Regions from separate parts of the Homo sapiens genome. Here all the other regions are linked to region 1. The links are chromatin loops, found by intact Hi-C in ENCODE. Cell type or tissue: dorsolateral prefrontal cortex. All regions are shown on one strand. Links, peaks and the distances in the headings refer to the core of each region. The heading gives the core; the rest is flanking DNA.

Region 1 (7,558 bases), core at 1,824-5,823:
ATCCTAGTCTTCCATACTAGGTTCTAATTAGGAATTGACCTCTCCAGATTATTCTTAGTTTATAGATCTGGAAAATAGATTAAAACCTTTTTTCAGTTTTAATTTTTATACTAATGGTGGCTGAAAAGATAAGTAGCAACAACACTTACCAAAACAAACACAAATTACAGCATTTCCCGAAATTTCCAAACTTTGTCCTAGTAATTATCTCAGATACTCAGAGACTCTTGTTGATATCTTTGGCTCCAAAGCATTAATTTAAGGAACTTTGCTTTCTTTCAGTCTCTGAACCTTCTCTAGACGATAAAGAGTACTTTGTTACTTCAAATCCAGTTGATTCAGCAGAAATCCAGTTGATTCATCAGAATGGCCAAACCCATTCTGTGAGAATAGGTGTGCATCCACAGAACCCTTATGTAAACCTGATTTGATAAGGATTATCTGCATTTCTGGCAATTACAAAACTCTAACTTTTAGCTCTTAAGTGCCTCTACTCTACAGCCTCAAGGTCATAGTAGGTCATTTGTCACCATGAAAGCTCTGACCCAGCTAAAACACAAACTACAAACTAGATACTGCTTGGACTTCAATCCCAGCATCACCAGATGCTGCATGAGTGAATTATTTAATCTCCCTGTGCCTTAATGTATCACCATAAAATAGGAATAATAATATTTCCTACCTCATAAGGATGCTGTGAGAATTCAGTAAGTTAATACCTTTAAAAGGCCCACAACCATGCCTTTCACACTGTAAGCACTGTGTAATTATTATCATTGCCAAGATTTACCTTGGAACAAAGTTTTGCCTGGCCTACACTGATGTTATGGGTTGAATTGTGTGTTCTCCTAAAATTTATAGGAAGTTCTAACCTTCGGTACCTCAGAACATTATTGTATTTGGAGATAGGGTCTTTAAAGAATTAATTAAGTTAAAATGAGGTCATTACGGTGGGCTCTAATCCAAAATGCCTGGTGTTTTTATAAGAGGAGATCAGGGAAAAGACACAGAAGGAAACCCATGTGAAAACACAGAGAGAAGACGTCTGCACGCCAGGGAGAGGCCTCAGAAGAAACCAACCCAGCTGACACCTTGATGTCGAACTTCCAGGGTCCAAAATTGTGAGAAAATAAATTTCTGTTGTTTAAGGCAGGGGTCCCCACTTCCGGGCCGTGGACCTGAACCAGTCCCCATGACCTGTTAGGAACTGGCTGCACAGCAAGAGGTGAGCGGCAGGGGAGCAAGCATTACCACCTGAGCTCTGTCTCCTGTCAGATCAGCAGGGGCATTAAATTCTCACTGTGAACTGTGCATGCGAGGGATCTAAGTTGTGTGCTCCTTGTGGGAATCTAATACCTGATGATCTGAGGTGGAGCACTTTCATTCCAAAACCACCTGCCAGCCCCCACCTTGGCCATGAAAATATTATCTTCCACAAAACCAGTCCTTGGTGCTAAAAAAGTTGGAGACCACTGGTTTAAGCTACTCAGTTTTAATACTTTGTTATTGCTGCTCCAGCAAACTAATATAATTCGATTCAAGTTTTTATCTGGGGCTGACTCTCTTGAAAAGTCGGGAGATGTGATGACAGGAGACTCTCCTTAGCTACATGGAAAGAGTAGATGGCAGTTAAATAATACTGTCCCCTTTAAAGAAGGAATAGATTATCCAGTGGATGACAAGCCCACCATCTTCCATTTTCTCACATCCAACCGACCTCACACATTTATGTAATTCTCGTGGCACCATTGGTATTTACAGCACCTGATCTAAAGATCTAGCTCATTTTTAGCTATTATATAAACTAGTTCTTATTCTTCCAAATTTAGCTGGACCATCTCTGGTGTAGAAAAAGACAGCCTCCTTCCCTGACACCCATGGAAAACCTTCATAGTGATGGCAGCATATGACTGGGGGGAGGAGAGGTTGTTCACAAGTAATTACCTCTGTAATTCTACTTCTTTCTCTCCTTGGAACCGTATGAAAATGCAGAAGGGTGAGAAGTATAATTACAGGGAACACTTTAAATATCAGTAGTAGAATACACATTTTACAATTCAATTCACATTGTGTGTTTGTATATGCATATATGTGTGTGTTGTGACTTTATATTTAAGAATTGCTTTCAACAGGATAGAAAATATTTTCCATTTTTAAACAAATTTGGATACCATGAAGCCATAGCCTTCATTTTCCTGATTTTAACTGAAAACTAGCTCATCTACTTTTTAATGTGTAGCACATTGCCACCTCATTCCTAAAAGCTCTATCCTGTCTAAGATGCCAGTCGAAGGCTCTATCTGATGTGGCCAGCCAGTGAGGCTCTGCAGTAATTCCATGCTGGGCAGCCTGTAATGAGGACAATTCCTGTTTGGAGGCATTTCTTTTCATGGGTTGCAGCTACAACTAGAAGTACGATTTATGTCTGCTGCTGGCTGGTCAAAGAAATACTGTCAGTTTTTTATTAACAAGCTGTAAGCACTTGCAAGTGAAAGGGAGGGAGGGAGAAAAAGGAGTGTGCCCAAAGTTATTTCAATAGGCAAGCTCTAAAGTATTCTAAGGTTAATACTGACTAATTAATGACAGCACCAAATGGAGCCAAAAGCGTGAAGTCTGCAAATGCCTAGTAATGAGGGCAGCATAGATATACCCCACTCCCACTTTCCATGTATGTTTGTAGGTCTGGCTGCAAAATGTAATTGAGGTAAATAGGGTTTTCAACTTATTGCTTATTCTTTAATACTGAGAAAGCATTTGGCTATTCTCTTTTCTTACTTCAAAGAACCCCACTCAATTAACTCTAGTAAATCTTATACCTGGTAGCGTCACCACTAGAGTCCATGACATAGAAATCTTTGAAGGGCATTTATAGAAGGAGGGGGAGACAGAACCACACCATACATTCAGAACACATTCATCTCTTTGCAGTTAGAACTGATGAGCCCTAACTGTTGGGGTGGGCTGGAAGAAGGGGGCTTGCTGTTTTCAACTCCTTATGCTTATGAAAACCAAGGCTCTCCATTCTTAAAAAAAAAAACAAAAAAAAAAAAAACTCTCAAATCCAAATCATTTTTTAAAGCACCCTGACCCTTTAATAAAAAGAGCCAGTAAGATAGCATCTGAAAAAAAGAAAGACAGATTTTAGGAACAAAGGATTTTTTTCCTCGTGCTTTGTTTTCCCAGTCTTGAATTAATCACAGCTGTCTTTCCCCAGCAAAGGTTATTTTTATCTAGCATGCTTTAAATTAAAAAACAACAAAAACAAAGGGAGCAATCTGATGTTCTTCAAGCTCCCAGAGCCCTTGCACAGAAAAAGAAGCATTTGCTCTGTGCAGCTAAGAATCCAGCTTTTAATTCTATCTTTTCTTGTGTTTACATAAACTTTCGTTTGCATTTCAGAAGCCTTATGGAAAGATTCCTGTGGCTGACCCAGGAGTAGTGGTGAATTTCTCCATCAAGTGAGTATTGATGAGCTGCAAAGTTCAGTGAACAGGAAAATTCTGCTCCTTTTATTGCCAATGTGACAGGTTACTTTATTACCATGCCTTTCACAGCAATTTAACAGTTACCCTGGTAACGGATTCAGTGAGGTAATGGGATCACAGGCATTGGAGCGGAGGCAGGCTGGCCGCTCGGCGCAGCCATCTGCTGGCTGCTGTTCCGGAGGCTGTCTGCCTGGAGGAGCCCTGACAGTCACGGGGCCTGCATGGCAATGAGCAGGTGAAACCGCAGGCCTGCCCTATTTAGCTGTACTCTGGTGATTTGTCTTTCTAATTCTATTGAAATAATCATCAGGATTTGTTTCTGATTAATTAACTAACCTTTTGGTAAAAAGATTAGATAACGAAATTGCTGCCTATTCAGAGATAATGAGATTTTTATTACTCTGTCAAAGGAAAAAAAGTACATTTATGTGTCACCAGCCGCTGTGTCAAGAGGAAAAAAAAAAAGAGAGATTTCAGTCTTTGTCGAATGTGTATATTCCTCAACAGACGAAGGGTGTGCTTAATTCTGTAGGAACTCCCCAGCCTCGTTTGACGCCTTTAGGAAGAGTTTTTAAAACAGCAAACAAAGTAATAAACACATTTAGGCCAATAGGCTTTTGGGGAGGGTGCTAATTTGTTTTAAAATGTCTCCTAATGGGAGAGAAACGCTTGGGAGTCTGGGGAACTTGCCTGTACTGTGTGGGTGTATTTATGTAAGTGTGAGAGTGTGAAGAAAGCAGTAAAATCTCCGTGCGAGGCTTTAAAATGACATATGTAGACAGGCTGCTTTTCCTCCGCACTACAGATATGTCTTCGACTTGCAGTACATTTGTCTTCTGGCAGGAGCTGCACTCGGGCAATGGGAAGGGGAAATCATCCGAGCTTAGCAGGCTGGGAGGTCACCTGTGACTGTCACAGGTAGGCTGCCTTAGGAAATGAATTATTCTGACTGGCGGTGAGTAAAAAGGGAAGCAGCCCTTCTCCTGTTTCACTCCAAGACACGCAGCCAGTCAATTTAACCTTTTCTCTTAAGAAGTCACAGCTCAATCCTTTGTTAAGGGGGACTTTCATTTTCTCACTCCTCTGTGCCTTCTTCAATGCTGTGATGCCAAGAAAAAAAAAAAAATACCAACCCCGGGAAAAGCGCTTCCCTTGGATAAAGAGATGCCAAATGCGCCAAATAGGCTGTGTGAGCCAGGCAGCATTGGAGGGAACAAAGCGCAGTATATTTCCAAATAAAACTTCAAAGAGCTACAATATTGTTTTAATTACTAAAACCTGAGGAGGAAACACAGTGCATGTCTCTTCCTTCAATGCAATGAAACGGAGGAGTGGGAGAAAGGGCCAAGTGGCAGGCTGGGACCCAGCTGAGCATTTTGTGAAAGTGTATTTGTGTCACTGTCTTTTCAGAGTCAATGAGACACTTATGTTTCTTGTGATATCCTGTGGCCTTGGCTGCCTCCGTTTGTGTGTGTATGAAAATGAAAAGATTTCAAGTTCTAAAAATGGAAGTTTCTATTCTGAATTTCGTATGGTTCACAGACAAGTTGCAACAGACCAAAGGAAAAAAAAAAAAGAAAGAATGTGCAGGGGATCAAATGTGAACATTCCAGAGCCCACTTTCCTGTCCTGCCTGGCGTTCCCACTCTCCTTCCCCTCTTTATTCCAGTTCCTCCTGCACCTCCAATTGCCAGCTAACAGGCTCCATTCCTGATAACAGATGCTTGACAAAGAAAGAGAAATAAGACATTAAAAAAGAGTAGACTGCTGCTGGGGGTGGGGATTTGATAGCACATTGCCAATGGCTTTTTACAGGAACTTGCTCTCCCTGGCTCACTACCAAGACAGGGAAAGAACAGGGCGGGGGAGGGAGCCTTTGTCCTCAAACTCCCAGTGAAATATAGGGTTAATATTAGCAATTATTATTAAAATTAGCCAAATGTTATTAAATGATCTTTGTATAGAAGAATAAGTATAGTTTTCCCTTTGGCAGACAATGACATCTGCAGCTCTACATTTTCATGAAATGACTATACTTAACAAAAACATTACTTCATTTTCATGGTATTTCTTTTGTGCCTAGGAGCAACCCTGTAATTGTTCACTTCAATTACAACATTACTATTTTAAACCGAAACCCATTTTATCTGCATGCCAGCTTTTTATTTGTTTTACCAACTATATCTATTTCCATTACTGCAAGGCTGATGGTTTGTCTCAAGAGGAAATCAAATCCATTAATTCAGAAATTTCAAGCCCGACTAGCTCTGCCATAAGCAGCATTTCTTATGCTAATAGCAAATGTGCTGAGACTGAAAGGAACTGACATGGCCCTGTTTTTTATCATAACTTAAGCATTTATGTAAGAAGGCAAATCTAATAGTAGTAGGAAACTGTAAGTGTTATTATATATAATTCACTTTCCTGAGATCTGGACAGGGCTCTGGTTTGTGTAGCCATGGTTTAAATCAGGCTGCCACAAGACTTTAACTCACCTGACTTTCCCTATTCAGCCAACATATTGCTTCACAACAGATACATCTAGCATGAAACTAGATTTGTGTGTTTGTGTGGATTTGTTTGTTTTATTCTCTACTGTTTTTTCCCCCTGCAAGACGGACTTTTGTCAATGCAGGGGGAAAAAAAATCATTTTGTATTCAGGGGATGTCTGAAACTTACGCGTGTAACAGCACTAGCCTGAGACAAACCTGGCTCCTTCTGTTTCATTTTTAATACACTCTGTTTGGGTCCTATCACATGGTTTGTGTTCAATTAGATAGCTTGACTCGATAAAATCTGACTCTGACCCAGAAAAAAAGGAGAGAGAGAGACTGCTCCTGACTCCTGCTTAAGCTTTTGCAGGCACTGTGACCTGTTTATGTCAATGGTAAAGTTTAAGAGATTCCTATCACAGAACCACATCATCTTCTGGGATCTTAAAAATACAGAAAGCACTCGAGGACCCTGGCCCTCCTTTGTCACTGCAAAGCCCTTCAGTGCTGTAAATCAGTCCTCATTGGGAGCTCTTATACACCAGCCGTCACCGATAAGCTTTGGAGAAGTAGACAAGGCTTTTAGGAATTGCTGAACCATGAAGTTGACCTGCTTAGGGTTTTGTTGTAGGCTATTAAATCCGGGATGGCCGTTTTAAGATGATTCCGCTTTCTTTTTCCCTTGGCCTGGTTAAGCAACTCTACCCCCACCTCATTATTTGACTGATTAAAAAAAAAAATCAGAATGGAGCAACCTGCTGTTTAAGAATACTACCTTCACACATCAATTTAATGAGAGTGACTTATGCTGACGTAGTTTACGGGCTCAAGCAACTTGACGCTAATTTTGCAGCTAAGAAAAGATTTACTAACTGTACATACTGCTCTGCTTTTGTTGGCAAGGGTACCACGATTCTTTTCTCCAAAAACAAACTCTAAATCTTTTGTAAACATGCATTATTTGGTTAACACATTGTAAATGGATCCCAGTTGTGCAGCACAAGCACTGTTCACTATTATGTAAACAATTATTCACTGAAAGCCTTGCTTTAAATTGTAAATGAATATATTTCAGCTGTAACATTGCTTTCAGACCTGCCCAGTGGTATAAATCTGGTCATTTGTTTTTTGCACTCTGCCTATTACTAACCGGTTAGAAATGTGCTGATTATTTGCACAAGCCTTTCACACTGCGGGCACAGTTAAATTGCTGTTTTATTTTTCCTGTGTTTGATGAGTGTTAACAGGAGCGCCATTTGAGGAAACCCAAACCAAATACAGCTCTTTAATTGGGGTTGGAGTGTTTGGGAAAAGCCACCCGGTGAGTAATTCCACTGTTTAATGTTTGAAAGTTCATCCACCTCACTATAGGACTTATGACAAGATTAATTAAAGGGAGTTAACAAAAATGCAGGGCTTTGCTCAGCCAACCAGAATAGCTTGAAATACGGCGCACTCACTTGCAGGGATGTAGATTATTTGGTGCAAGGTCTAATTCCCAACTCTCTCCTTTAAACTCCTGTCATTGCCAAATAGCTCCATTTTAAATTCAGTATCTCTTCAAGAAAGCACAATCTGGA
Region 2 (7,558 bases), core at 1,231-5,230, 400 kb before region 1:
CATCATTAACAACAACGCTAAAGATATATTTGAACCTAAGTCTTTACATACATCTATAATTGTTTTCTTAGGATAAATTCTGGTAAGTTGAATATCTGTATTAAAAGGAGTATATGTTTTTATCAGTTTCTTTAAATTATTGTCAAATTACCGTGTATTGAGTTTCTTATCGATTTAAGTTCTATCAGTCCAACACAGCAAAACCTCACCGACACTTTTATCTTTTATTTAAATTTTTATTTCTTTGTTTATTTTTTGAAGTTGGACATTTTTCTAATGCTAATTGGCCAGTTATATTTCTCTATTAATTGCATATATATATATATATATATATATATATATATATATATTCTTTACCCACTTTTTAGTTTAGGGATTAAGATATATTTTAAAAATAAGTATTTGTGTGTCATGCTGCTATAGCAAGCTCCTCCAGGAGAATAGATGTTGAAGCTACAATGTGTATCAAATTTCTTATGGCTATATAAACCACTCAGCTTTTTAATGTGTCAAATTATCATCTTTTAATTTTATGGAAATCACAAAAGGACTAAGTTAAGTTTGATTAGGCTTATGTTACAGAATCTTATTTCACTATACGAGTGGCAAAAAATGCTTTAATTCACTGTTTTTTAAGAGTATAAAATACAGGTAATACCTTCATAAAGTACATAATGGGGCTAAATGATAGAGATTATACCTCTAAAAGCAGTTTACAGCTTGGACAATATTAGAAAATTTAAGTTACGCTTCTCATGTAGCATATTCCTGTTAATTATAAAAAGTCCAAATGATTTAGTGAAATTGGGCAATTTAGGGTATATACAAGATACAAACAATGTCTAAATTTTGAAGGAAACCTTGGATAGACAAGGAATATACACAGTATTTGTGTAACATTTTACCTTTCTCCCAATTGTATAGTCATTTTTATTGCAGTCCTCCATGTTATATATAAGTGTATGTATCTACACACACACATACACACACACACACACACACGCACACGTAAAAGAACAGCATAAATTTATTCAACAGCATCACCTCTCTGTTTGGCATAATGAAAAAGACCTTTTTGTTTAAAGGCCAGAGCTTTAAAATCAGACACATCCTTTTAAAGTCACTGTAAATATGTAGAATTGTATAGGCAGCTAGGCTTATAATTTTGGAAATAATAACAATTTGCACTGATTAGCTGTAAATCTCAGTTATTAATGTGGCCTCACATAAAGAACAAATTGTGTACTCTTTTTTGTATTGGCACTTGGCTTCTAGAACATATTCATCTAAGCAAAATGCATGCTATTTCAGCATTTCAAGGGAAAAGTTGTTATTAATTATAATCTCAGTTGAAGGCATGATCTGAAACTCAATTTTATGCAGAAAAAGATAGGATGGTTAAAATTATTCAGCTCAACACATCATTGGTGTATCTCTACTTGGCTAAAATATATTGGGAAATCCTCCTGGTATATCAGGTCTGATCAATTTAAAGGCCCTGTAATTAAGTTTGACTCCAAAGAAATAAGAAAGATGGGTGACATTTTGAGATTGTAATTTAGACAAGGCTTTGAAATCACTTGGTTTAAAAATGTTATTCTTTTATCAATGCCTTAAAGCAATGTCCTTTTTTTTGAACATAAAAACACAAAAATAGTCCTATTGATAATTAGAAAGAGATTTCTATGATATCCCATTCTTTTAAATGTTTACATTAAATTCATAACTGTTAATTTTGTGGTATATTTTCACTTAGATTGCTCTTGCTTGTGAGTATAGGGAATATTTTTAAATGGTCTGGCTACCATTACAGCACTCTTCTTTCTAAAGCATTACTGTTGATTCAGATATAACCTCTGGAAGGGAAAGAAATTGATGTTATAAAATATGAATGTTAGGCCTCAGTTATATTGCATGTTTTAAAATAAACCAGTGCTATCATTTCCCAATACATCAAACCAATTTAACATGTGATAGTGTATTTAAATTAGTAACTTCTTGAGGGAGATGTGATGAACTTTGAGATGAATGAAATCTCCAGGTAGAACTTGTTTTGCTACTGAGGTACTAATGCTTTGAAGAGCTAAGAACCTATAATTAGTGAACTTTGGGTTCACTGAAAAATATAAGTGAAAATCAGAACTCAGAGAAAGAAGAGTGAGAGAGTTCTATAATGGCTATGTTGAGGTAATAACCTGTTTAGAAAACCTGAAAAGTAAAGTGTGAAATGGGGAAATAGGAAAAGCAAAGATGGAGAGAAAAGAACCTAGCATACACACATCAAGAAGATGATTCAGGGAAGGAACCGAGGGAAGATGATGGTAGAGATCACAAAACGTGAACGGCACTGGCTATTTAGCTATTGCTTTAATGAATATTTATAGAGTGCCAGATGTGTATCAGGTGAGGGGATTTGTGTAGCAGATAAAGTGTGCCTCATGTTCTCGTCTTAGAGAATCTCATTGTCCAGTAAGACAAATCAATGAACAGTTGAAGTACAGAATGGTAAGAGTTATGATAGCAATGCATACAGACAAAGAGAAGCACAGGAAAAGGACACCTATCTCAGGCAGGAGATGAAGTCAGTAGGTGAAAGCTGAGATAAATGTTGAAGAACCAGAACAATGTGATTGAAGAAGAATGTGAACGATATTTTAGGCAAATTGGAAAAGTATGGGCAGAGCCAAGATGTGAATGTGTACAGAATCTTCAGGGGTACACAAATATTGCATCATGCTGATAGCACAAAATATACACAGACAGTCCCCATCTTACAAAGGTTAGACATGATCTTTTAATTTTTACAATTGTGCAAAAGCAATGCACATTCAGTAGAAACCATATTTTGAATTTTGATCTTTTCCTGGGCTAGTGATATGCAGTACTGTAGTCTTTCTGGATGCTGGGGAGTGACAGCGAGCCACAGGTCCCAGACAGGGACATGATCTTGAAGGTAACAACCAGGAGATATACAATCCTTTTATAAAATAAGCATTGTGTGAGATGATTTTGCCCAACTGTGAACTATTCTAAATGTTCTGAGCAGTTTTAAGGTAGGCTGGGCTAAGCTACAAAGTTCCAAAGGTTAGGTACGTTAAATGCATTTTTGAATTATAATATTTTCAACTTAACAAGGGTTTATCAGGACATAACCCCACCTGTGTTAGTCCATTTGCTTTGCTATAACAAAATAATTTGAGGCTGGATGATGTATAAAGAAAAGAGGTTTATCTTGGCTCACTGTTATGCAGGCTATACAAGAAGCATAGTGCTGGCATCTGTTTCTGGTGTGGGCCTCAGGAAGCTTACAATCATGGCCGAAGGTGAGAGAAACCTGTGTGTCACATGATGAGAGAGGGAGCAATAGAGAGAAGAGAGGAAGTGTTGGGCTCTTTTAAACAACCAGATCTCATGTGAACTTATAGAGTGAGAATTCATTACCATAAGGACAGCACCAATCCATTCATGAGGGATCTGCCCCTATTATCCAATACCTCTCACTAGGCCCCACCTCCAACATTGGGAATCACATTTCAACATGAGATTTGGAGGGGACACACATCCAAACCATATCAACATCTTAGGTCAAGGAGCATTTGTATAGGAACGTGGGGGGGGGAGAAAAATAACAGGAAAGATGTATTCTATGGTGGTACTTATCCTGAAGGTAATACGAAAACTTGGAATGATTTAAGAGAATGATGCAATCAATTTATACTTCATTAAAATGATTTTTTGTGGCAGTATGGCTAATGGATTTGGGATAGAGGGAAAGAAGACTAGGAGAAGGGAAAATTCATAAGAAATCCAGGTAAAAAAGAAGAGGGTCTAATGTAAGGCAAAGGCAGCGATAGTACAGAAGGAAAATAAATTGTAAGATATTATGAAGGTAGAATTGACATAATGTTTAAGTGGAATATCGGAAAGTGGGAAATATAAAATGACCTTTAGACATCTTGGAAAACTGGAAATATGTTATGAACTGAATGTTTGTGTTTCTCCAAAATTTATATGTTAAAATCCTAACCTGCAATGTAAGGTATTAGGAAGCAGGGCTTCTGGGAGGTAATTAGGTCATGATTATGGAGCCCTCATGAATGGGATTAGTGCCATTAGTAAAACAAACCCGAAACACCTACACCCCCCATTTCCACCTATGAGGGCAAAGCCACTGGAAGAGGGTACTCACTAGAACTTAATCATGCCGGCACTCTGAGTTCACACTTCCAACCTCCAGAAGAGTGAGAAATAAATGTTTGTTGTTGATTAGCCACCTAGATTGGCATTCTGGTATAGCAGCCCAGGGTGGCTAAGACAGAATATGGTGGTATAAGTTACCAGAGTAGAAAGTAAAGTTAGTGAGTTGTAGAGGGGTCATGTTATATTGTTCTGGACAAGTTATGTTTGAAATGTTTTCTAAGTAGTGTTTACTAGGTAGCGGTTGTATGGGCTGACACCTTGAGTACGATGCTGAGCTGGAGATATAGATTGAAAATTATCGTATTGTGTGTCAGACCAACCAATATGCTTTTCTTGATTGAATAAAAGAGAAGAAAACTAAAGATAAAATAATTACAATGCAGAATCAGGAAAAGGAAAAATGATCTCATGGACTTTAATAACAAGTATCTGGAGAGATAGGAGGAGAACCAGAGAGAGTAATGCTATTAGAAACTCATAGTAGGAGAACTTCCAGGTGTGGATGGTCAACTTTTTGAATGTTGAAAATGACTGAAAAGTAATTCATTGGGCTTTGCAAATCAGAGATCACTGATGACTATAGGAAGAATATATTTATTGAAGAGGTAGAGTCAACAGCAGGATTTGAACACTTAATGAACAAAAGAGAGAAATTAGGAATAGCAGCACAGGGTGGGGGAAGCCTGGAGGATGGTAGGAGGTTGAAGTAGCTCCCTTTTCAGCTGATTGATAATATGCAGTTTCAAACTGTAGCAAAAGAGAGGCACTGTTCTAGGTAGAAGAAGTCATTGTTTCTTATAATGAGTTGATAAATAGGAGAGAAACTTAATCTAATTGATAGAAATTAAGATAACTAATAGGAACAGTTTTCCCCAAGATTAGAACCTAGAGGCTAGCCTGAAAATTCAAAATGGAAGTAACAAAGGATATTGTCACATAATTATAACAGATGCAGCTGACTAAGACTTCCTATGGGTCAGCCATTCTAGTAAATGCTTTGCCAAAATAGGTTTTTGTTGTAATCTTCTTAACAACTCCATTTAATAGATATTACCATCTATACTTTTTGATGAGAAAATTGAAGCTCAAAAAAGTTAAATGAGTAACCCAAATTCACAACTCTATGAAGTGTCATAATCAACATTCCAAAACAACCTCTGTGTCTCTAAAGCCTACACTCTTGTACAATATTCTATTTTATCTGGAAAGAACTACCAAGTATTTAAGCTTTGGACAAGCTAATTCACTAATAAGATGGTATATATTTTTACTTCAAATTCATATAATTCTAATTTTTAGGATATTTTCATGCTATAGTAAAGATTACCTCTGACCGTGAGTATGATAAATAGATTGAGGGAAGAAGACTCAGTGGAGATAAAAAGAATTAGAAAAAAAGCTATACACCTAAAAATATAAACTTTATAGCAAAATCTCCCCCCTCCCTTTAAAACCTGCCAGAAGTCAATGGAATAAATGCTGAGATCAGTAGGCTTTATGTTTAGATAGTGCCCTTGCAGACTGCTCCAGTTTGTTGAAAGGCCTCTTTATTTAGAAATTTCACAATTTCAAGCTCTTTTCCCAGCAACATTCTCCTTATAATCCCAAAATAATTACTTCATCTGGCTCACCATTTAGGTATTATTTTTCCATTCTGATTTTCTTTGCAAGTAAAAAGTGATATCTTTGTTAGGTGTCAAGGAGAAATTTTGCAGTGACATATGTATATGTAAATATACACAAATATATACATATATATATATACACACACACACAATACATAGTAGATTAAAGATAAAAACATGAGAACTCATGTACCCATATGCACATAGAGGTGCTACTGCATGGGAAGCTAGTGGTAGTTTTCAAGTACATTTTAATCTTTGTAACATTAGATCATCAAATTACCCTAGAATTAGAATTCCTTAATGGAGAAAGAAATTAATAAGTGGGTAACTCTTAATAAACTTTTGAACAAAAAGGTTTTGTATATTAATCCCTTTTAATAAATTCAGCCTCAAGAGCAAACATTAATCCCAAATTATTTTTAAAGGTAAAACATATGGATTGTTGAATCAATATCAGAACTATTACAGAGCCCATAATTTTTTCTCTTTTCCGTGACACAACAGCAAATAAGGTCAGGTCACAGCATCTCACCTTCCAATCTAGCAGGTCCATAGTCAACAAGATTATTTTAACCACAGTCTTAAGAACCAGCAATCAAAATGACAAATCTTCACATTATTTGATGATGTTTACAAGCGATTCAGACATTTCTTGTTAACACTGGGAGGCCACCATGTGTTCTAGACACTGTTTGTGAATCTGTCCACCTGATTAGTTTGTGTTCTCTGTAATAACCCTGATAGCACTGAACATATGTTGTGGGCAAGAGCTGTCAAGCAAAAAAACAGAGTTAATGCCATCTATCTCTGTCACCTTTAATATGAACACTTATTTGGTTACTGAATAAGGCAGTGAAAGATTTGGATTATTATACTTTTAATATTTTCACACGTAATAAAAATAGTCTGATGAATCTGAGATGACTAGAAAGAAATCATAAAAAATGACCACTCATTTTACTCAATTTAAATTCATAGCCTAGAACACTATGGCTAATAATTAGCTGCAGTTAATGAAACAAGGCACATGTAATTGACAAGACTGTACCAGAAAGGCACACTCTATCATTTTCAGATACAGTACATTGCATATGCCAGAATTTTATAAAAAGAAGAAAGCTTGAAGTAGGCAGAATCCACAAAAGAAAAAGGCATTAAAAAAATCTTCCTTTTTAGAAACATAAAGTAGCTTCTATACATTATGATTTTTAAATGTGCATGACATTTTTGTAAATGTATTTAAATAAGTGTTTACCTAAGCAAAAATATTCTCCAGTAGTTTTGGCTAAACGTTCTCCATTAACCATGTGTTTTATCTTTGGATTTTACAATCTGACAAAAAATTCCAGACTAGCCTGTTGTGTGCGCAGGTTTACTCAAGCAAAACCGCTACAGTCACCTGGGGCTGCTGAGTTCTCAGTACAGCTGGTTTGTTGTAAATCAATTACAGTCATTTCCTAAGGATTATAAATCGTACTTTAAGAATGTGCTTTTGTGTGTCTTAATTTAACTTTGGTGAAATTCCACTGGATTATGGAAACAGTGTAGGGTTTTATTATGAGCATAAGATGAGCCTTATTAAAAGACTGGGATATTTATTATTCAAGTCATGTCTACACCTCATTAGAAGCTGTATTATGAATAACTTACTCACATTCAACACTGATTTTATAACATCTGAAACCAAGCATCAGTACCAAGCACAAATGAGAGGAATAAATTTCTCCAAT
Region 3 (7,558 bases), core at 1,231-5,230, 63 kb after region 1:
GGCAGAGTTAACGAACAAGAACCCAAAAGCAAATACAGCATAAACAAAGATAAATTGGTGGGACTTAATCAACCTCAAAAGCTTCTGCACAGCAAAAGAAAATCAGCAGAGTAAACAGACAACCCACAGCATGGAAGAAAATCTTCGCTAACTATGCATCCACAAAGGACTAGTATCCAGAATCTACAAGGAACTCTGACAAACCAGCAAGAAAAGAAAAAAAAAATCCCATGAAAAAGTAGTACTGCTCAGCCACAAGAAGGAATGAAATAACGGCATTTGTAGCAACCTGGATGGAGTTGGAGACCATTCATTATTCTAAGTGAAGTAATTCAGAAATGAAAAACCAAACATCATAGGTTCTCACTTAAAAGTGTGAGCTAAGCTATGAGTACACAAAGGTGTAATAATCTAATGGACTTTGGGGACTTGGGGGGAGGGTGGGGAGGGGGCGAGATATGAAGGACTACACATTGGGTATAGAGTACACTGCTCGGGTGATGGGTGCACCAAAATCTCAGAAATCACCACTAAAGAACTTATTCATGTAACCAGACACCACCTGTTCCCCAAAAACTGTTGAAATTATTTTTAAAAAGGAAGAAAGGTAAACATTTTAGCTTAACTAAAATGTAAATTTGGTTTAGACATTCATTTATTTTTAGTCTTTTGATGAAGGACCACAGCCTTCCCCACCTCGCAAGTAGATGTGCTAGTTGGACAGTTCCATAAACTGTGGTGGATAAAAAGAGGCAGGATAAGACAGTGGGAAGCAAAGAGGCTTTGGACAAAGCTCCTGTGTTCTGAATCTCAGCTCTGCCACTTGCTACCTGTGTGACTTTCAGGAAGTTGCATAGCTGCTCTGTGCCTCAGTTTCCTTATATGTCAAAAGGGATATTACCTACCATACACAGTAGTTAGGAGGATGAAAAATCCTTAGAACAGCACTGGCTCATTGAAAGTGCCAGATAGTTGTTTATTAAATAGAAATAAACAGGCCAGGCACAGTGACTCATGCCTGTAGTCCCAGCCAGCACATTGGGAGGCCAAGGTGGGCTGATTGCTTGAGGCCAGGAGTTCAAGACCAGCCTGGGCAACATGGCGAAACCCCATCTCTACCAAGAACACAAAAATTAGCCAGGTGTGGTGCTGCATGCCTGTAGTCCCAGCAACTTGGGAGGCTGAGGTGGAAGAATCATCTGAGCCTGGGAGGCAAAGGTTGCAGTAACCCATGATTACGACACTGCAGCACTCCAGCCTGGGCGACAAAGGGAGAACCGAAAAAAAAAGAAAGAAAGGAAGGAAAGGAAGAGAGAGAGAGAGAGAAAAGAAAGAAAGAAAGAAACAAAGAAAGAAATAAAGAAAGAAAAAAGAAAGAAAGAAAGAAAGAGAAAGAAAGAAAGAAAGAAAGAAGGAAAGGAAGAAAGAAAAAGAAAGAAAGAAAGAAAGAAAGAAAGAAAGAAAGAAAGAAAGAAAAGAAAGACTTCCATGATGCATCAGCTTTGAATTCCGATTGTTTCTTTAGATGTCTTAGAATTTAAAGAGCCATTCTTTCCTCTTTTTTTTTTTTAATAGTTGTCTTATCCACTTAATTTGATAGCAAGTTTTGGGGTTTCTTTAAAAAACAAACAAACAAAAAAAAAAACAAAAAAAAACTTTGTCTTTCCTTGGCATTAAATTTCTCTCCAGAGAAACCCAAAACTGTTTTCCTGACATTCGTATTTTGCCACTTGGTGTAATATTTATTAAATTAAATAATAACAACAGGAAGTAAAACTTGTGTAGTATAAACATAATAAATGCTTGGTAGGCACCAATTCAACAGGTGAGGCAAATGCACAACCCCCCTGAGAACAGCCCGCTAGCTAGATGATTGCAGAGAGAGAATGATGGACATTAGTCACTGTGTTCTACAGAGAGAAGGAGAGTTTTAGCGAATCCAAAGAAGTGTTTTAAGAGTTAATGGATGTGAGGGTGATCTGGCTGCGACACATGTCACCCCATTGATCGCCAAGGTTGATTTGGCTGATCCGGTTGGCTGGGCAGGTGTCCCCTCCCTTCCTTACCGCTCCTCGTGCGTCCCTCCCGAAGCTGCATGCTCAAAGAGGATAACCATCCCTCATAGAGGAGGGCCGGCCTTCCATCAAGGGTATACGGGTAGCTACCCTCCCCTGCTAGAAACTTCAAACGAGCTCTCAAAGAGGTGGAATTTTTTTTTTTATTTTGCTCTTGTTGTTTTGTTATTGTTTTTTCTTTTCCTTTTGAGATGGAGTCTCACTCTGTTGCCCAGGCTGGAGTGCAGTGGCGTGATCTCGGCTCACTGCATCCTTGCATCCTCCGTCTCCCAGCTTCAAACAATTCTTCTGCCTCAGCCTCCTGAGTAGCTGGGATTACGGGCATACACCACCACACCCAGCTAATTTTTCTGTATGTATAGTAGAGACAGGGTTTCACCACGTTGGCCAGGCCGGTCTCGAACTCCTGACCTCAAATGATCTGCCCGTCTCGGCCTCCCAAATTGCTGGGATTACAGGCGTAAACGCACTCAGCCTCAAAGAGGTTTTTAAAAGAGTTGCAAATGTGCCATGACACTTTCATTCTAAGGACTCTTGGAGCCTTTGTGCCCATTTCAAACTTTAACTTGAAAGACCTTTGCTTAGTAGTTTATAAACCAGATACCTATAACATCCACTGAGTCTCTTTATTTTTCAGGAATTGTCATTAGTACTAAATAGTTTAGGGGGGAAAATTAAAGAACAGTTTGCAACAAATCTTTAACACACAGAGATTGCGTTTGATATTGTCAGATGAATTCAAGTGTTAATAGAAATTAAACCTAAGACCTCAAGTCCAAAAGCAGTACTATCCGTTTTTCTGATGTGCCATACACATTATATGACATGGTTTGGCAATTCAAAAGAAAATGTGTTCACAGAAAAATTAATCTACAGGGATACTTGTAGGCTGGGGATGAAACTGACAGTGAGATGGCACAATAAAATTTTTGGGGTGGTAGAAATGTTCTATATCTTCATTAGCACATGGGAGACATAAACAGTGTGACTTAAGTAACCACTTTAACCCTCCTATGCCTTTTCCAGGCCTGAGGACACCTACTGCCTGTTTGGTTCATCCCATTATTGCTATTTATGACCCCAGAACTGTTCACTACCAACGTGTCAGCAGAAGTGGCATAGCTTGTCCACATGCACATCTGGCTAGAACAGGACAGGAACTAAATCCCGGATAAAAACGTGTTTTAGAAATTGACTTTGACGTGAGCAGGGACTCTTTGTGTTTGAGAAGTATCTGTTGGACTACTTCATACCGACTAAGGGTTAATGGGTCACATTCCATTTCTTCCATCCTACCACAGAAAAAGCTGGGACACATAAGGACATGGCAAAAACACATCACATGACTGCATGGACCAGGCATGCATTCCAAAGATAAATACAAACATCTCCAACCAGTGTTGAAAAGCACGCATTTTCATCCTAGTCGGACTGATTGCAGCCTCACCAGCAGGGCTGAATGCTGAGCCCCATTCAGTAACACTTTGAATGCCTTTGTTCCAGCGTTTCCCAGCAGTGCAAACATAATGGAAAAGAGACTGCCAAATGACAGCTCGCTTCTTTTCTCTTTCTTAATATAAGAAAAAAATAACTGCAAAGGTAGACAATAAAGTGAATAAGAATATAAGAAAAAACAGAGACAAATGTGTAAAATAAATTCAGCTAATCTGAAATAAAGGAAACTTTCACGAATGTTTTATGATCTACTTTCCTTTAAAGGAAATGAACAGTAAAGCAAAACTAAACAAGAAAAAAAAATGTTAATGACTGCAACTGCTGTTAAGTAGGAAGTGAACCTTTCAGGCTGAACTTGGCCTTCCAATGGAAATATGAGCAGAGCAGTTCTTAGGGAATATCAGTGAAAATAGGTGTAATTAAGGAGAATGCATCCCAGCAGCCCTCAAGACTGCCTAATAATAAAGCTGTACTCTTAGCATAATAAAGACACATTCTTGTCCATTTCCAAACAACAATTCTGCACGGAGAAAAACAACGTGAGCCCTTATAAATCAATGGGAAAAATGATCAGGTGGGTTCACACATAACTAGTAAGACCATCATATGCTCTACCATTTTTGTACCATTTTTAATATTAGGAACTGGGTGACTTTTTAGGTCGTCATTCTCTGTTTCCTTCCTCTACACCGAAGCCCTTGTTATCATGCATATGAAACACACAGGAGCACTAAAGGCATTCATTATGGCCACTGCTGAATTCCAAATGAGAATAGTTTAAAAATATATGTTACTGTTCAAGACAAGTCAACACATTTCAAACAAGAGGGCCCTGTTTGAATTTAGAAAGCTGACTAAAACCCACAGCAGAGAGGAGATCTGAGTCCCTGACGCTCTGTGCTGTGAGGATTGGGGGTGGAACCATCACGGCGAGGAGGCGCTCAGTAAAAGAGAGGTGGAATTCAAAGCCAACACCAGTTCCCCTGGGGTCTGTTGTAATCAGGAGACAAATGGTCTGTACTCAGTAGCATGTATTCATTCTGTCGCAAGAGGCTGCCAACGCGAGCTTCCCTACGCTTTTGTGGAAATACAGTACGAGTCTTTTTCTCTTTCAGTTGCTATAGAACAAGAAGAATAAAAAGTCCACTGCTGACAAACACTGCTTTGGGCATTTGACACTGGTCTTTGATCTAGTTACTCAGACAGTTCAAAATGAACAAATTAGGTGTTTACAACAAAAGACATTCCGTTTTAGCCTGTTCAAGTGCCAAGTGGAGTGGACAGCTCGCTCAAACAGAACTGGGAAATTTCTCCCTGCCAGGCCACAAGATGGGCATTGGAAGTTCATTCCCCAAGAGCAATCAATAAATTATGATACTGTTTTTTTAAATTAAAAGAAAAAAAAGAAAGAAAACATGGGGTTTGGGTCAACAAAGTAAATCTACACCATCTGGAATTTGAGTCACGACACAGCAGATCCTTGAGGCTAGAGACCCACAGGGACAGATCTTCATTCTTCATGAGATGGTTTGATTATAGGACAGACCATGAAAAAAACACTCATTTTAAAATTTCTGCCTGAAAATCAAGTCTATATAGCACACAATCTACAGTCTACACATCACATAGAAAAGGGCAACATCTGTATTCTATTATGTAAATTCCCCTTTTAAAAGTATTGTAACATTATTCTTAAAGACAGAAGGAAAATTGGGTGTCTGAGAGTGATCCCCATTCACAAAAGAGAGTGGTTTTGTTCCCTTGACTTAAGTGTCTGCTTTATTTCTGTTGAAAACAGTGCGTCTTAGACAAGAACCCATTGCCTCCATTTCCTTCTTGTGAAAAGAAGTGTTTGTGCTATGAAATGATTTGTTAAAAGCTTTAGCAGTCTATGGCCAAGGAAGGATTGTAAATGGACTATGTGATTTGCACCATTTTCTTCTAATAGGGGACATCTGATTAAAATCTTTTAAATAATTACAGTTTTTAGAAAAGCAGACACCACTTCAGCAACTGCGTCCAGCAGCAGTGGGTTTTGAGGTCGGCTATGTGAGGCGAAGCAGACGCATGAAACATGCTGAACAGTGGCACTTTAAAATCACATTTTATTTTCAGCAAGCAATAGGGAGTGGAAAAGGAAAAGCAAGTGTGGAAAAAGAAAGAAATCTGTTAGCACAGATCCAAATATCCCCTAGAATCGAAATGTCAGCCTTGAAAATACCGAGCAAGCCAGCTTGTCTAATATGTTACCATCCTGCCTTATAATTACCGGAAAGTAGTTATTTATCTGTTGTGTTCACCTACCCTGTCAGTATGCCTGAGTTTAATTATCAGACCTCACTGGAAGTTCAATTTCCTCTGTTCCTTCTTCTTTTTGCTGCAACATAAATCGAAATTGCTTCATAATTTCTGTTAACTGTTTTGGCACACTGTCTCATACATCCAGAGTTCTTGCCCACAGGACAGTCTCTTCTCACAGCCTCTCCAGCTATAAAGAAGGCATCTGTTTGCTGCAGTTTCAACCCTCACATACCCCATGATTCTTTGGTATATCAAAGTTCACAGCCTCTTGTCCATCAGCTTGGTGAAAAAGAGAAGTAAGAGGCCAGGCGCAGTGGCTCACACCTGTAATCCCAGCCCTTTGGGAGGCCGAGGTGGGAGGATCACCTAAGGTCAGGAGTTCGAGACCAGCCTGGCTAACGTGGCAAAATCCCATCTCTACTAAAAATACAAAAATTAGCTGGACATAGTGGCACGCACCTGTAATCCCAGCTATTCGGGAGGCGGAGGCAAGAGAATCCCTTGAACCTGGGAGGCAGAGTTTGCAGTGAGCCAAGATCTTACCACTGCACTCTAGCCTGGGCAACAGAGTGAGACTGTCAGAAAAAAAACACTTAACAAAGAGAAACAAAAGAGGCAGTTGTCTGCTTCTTTCACCTTCATGGAGCACAAGAGCTTCAAACATCTGCCTGTGATGGGGCAGCCGAGCCAAAAAATTCAAAACTGCTCCAAAGAAGGGGCTGAGAGAAGTCAAACAAACAGGCATTACCATGTCTTTCCCCCTTCGCCTCCCCGACAAGCGATCCTTCCAGTGAAAAGGATCTTGTTCTGGTGTGCGATTCTTTCCCATAAGCCCTATGTAGGAACAGAGCCTTGATTGTCAGAGACTTTGAGATCTGCATATATCTAAATTAGAGGAAAGAAAAAACAGAGCTTAGGTGCAATATTCTCCCACTCTCTCATCAATCCTCCACGAGTGAATCCAGCCCTAAGGAGAAAACTGGATACTTAGAACAAGGTATTAATATTATCACAGGTCTGCTAAGAATCTGGACACACTCTGCAGAAATTATCCTACATAGGAAGTACATTATCAGATGGTGGTGACTTTTTTGAAGTTTATTTGCAGCTGGGCATGACAGCAATTGAAAGTTTCTCTATCCTCTGAGGTCTACTTCTCGCCATCACCCAAGGTTAGTGGCAGTCAAATGAGTACAAACTGAATCTCAGCTCTGCGACTTACCATCTCTAGGACCCTGGGCAAGTTGCCTAACCTCTCAGTGACTCGGTGTTCTGTAGAGTGGGATAATAAAAGTTCCAGCCTCACAGGGATGTTGTAAAGGTGAAGTGTATTATATGCAAAGCACTTAGAATAGTGCCAGATATTATTATTATTATTACTATTACTATTTCATCGTATTCACTGTTTCCCCCCTCCCTTATGGTTTCTGGCATATTGATTTGATCTACTCAGAGTAAGCTTTCAATAATATAAATTGATTAGCAATATCCAGTACAACAACGTTACAGGCTTTTAAGGGGAGCGATCACATTGACAAATACTTACACCTAATATTCTAAGTTCAACTTCTGATAGTATTAACACTAATTTGCGTGTAGTAAAGTTCCTCTGTTTACAAACAAGTGTCTAGAACAGATGGAGTTTTGTGTGTTTTACACAATTTTAAAAGCTAACAGTGTGTTGTCTATATTAGTATTCTGCAGCTGCCATAACAAATTACTGTAAC

Evidence for each region. Hi-C counts contacts between places; a loop is a spot of excess contacts. Peaks named below come from ENCODE experiments on the same cell type or tissue, not always from the same donor. Only the 100,000 strongest peaks of a DNase experiment are listed, where the experiment ranks them.
Region 2: a loop joins it to region 1, with 5 times the contacts of the local background. A loop is called at or near these places in 2 of 110 quality-filtered maps.
Region 3: a loop joins it to region 1, with 7 times the contacts of the local background. A loop is called at or near these places in 2 of 110 quality-filtered maps.

Annotation. Positions count from the first base shown.
Region 1 is chr5:125,409,011-125,416,568 of GRCh38, reverse strand. No RefSeq gene overlaps it. Among named protein-coding and RNA genes, the nearest start is that of LINC02240, 80 kb to the left of the region's middle. RefSeq lists an enhancer at 4,404-4,903. In dorsolateral prefrontal cortex, for the core only: CTCF peaks have their summits at 3,625 (motif pointing left), 4,772 and 5,090; DNase peaks (open chromatin) are centred at 3,668, 4,333 and 4,881; H3K4me3 peaks cover 2,804 bases; H3K27ac peaks cover 4,000 bases.
Region 2 is chr5:125,813,311-125,820,868 of GRCh38, reverse strand. The region is part of intron 3 of LOC124901056 (a long non-coding RNA gene); the gene reads left to right. Among named protein-coding and RNA genes, the nearest start is that of LINC02240, 320 kb to the right of the region's middle. In dorsolateral prefrontal cortex, for the core only: no CTCF peak of the experiment used is centred there; no DNase peak of the experiment used is centred there.
Region 3 is chr5:125,345,538-125,353,095 of GRCh38, reverse strand. The region is part of intron 5 of LOC101927421 (a long non-coding RNA gene); the gene reads right to left. It also overlaps the pseudogene RN7SKP117. Among named protein-coding and RNA genes, the nearest start is that of LINC02240, 140 kb to the left of the region's middle. RefSeq lists enhancers at 3,316-3,831, 4,246-4,811. In dorsolateral prefrontal cortex, for the core only: a CTCF peak has its summit at 3,536; a DNase peak (open chromatin) is centred at 4,545; H3K4me3 peaks cover 1,959 bases; H3K27ac peaks cover 2,486 bases.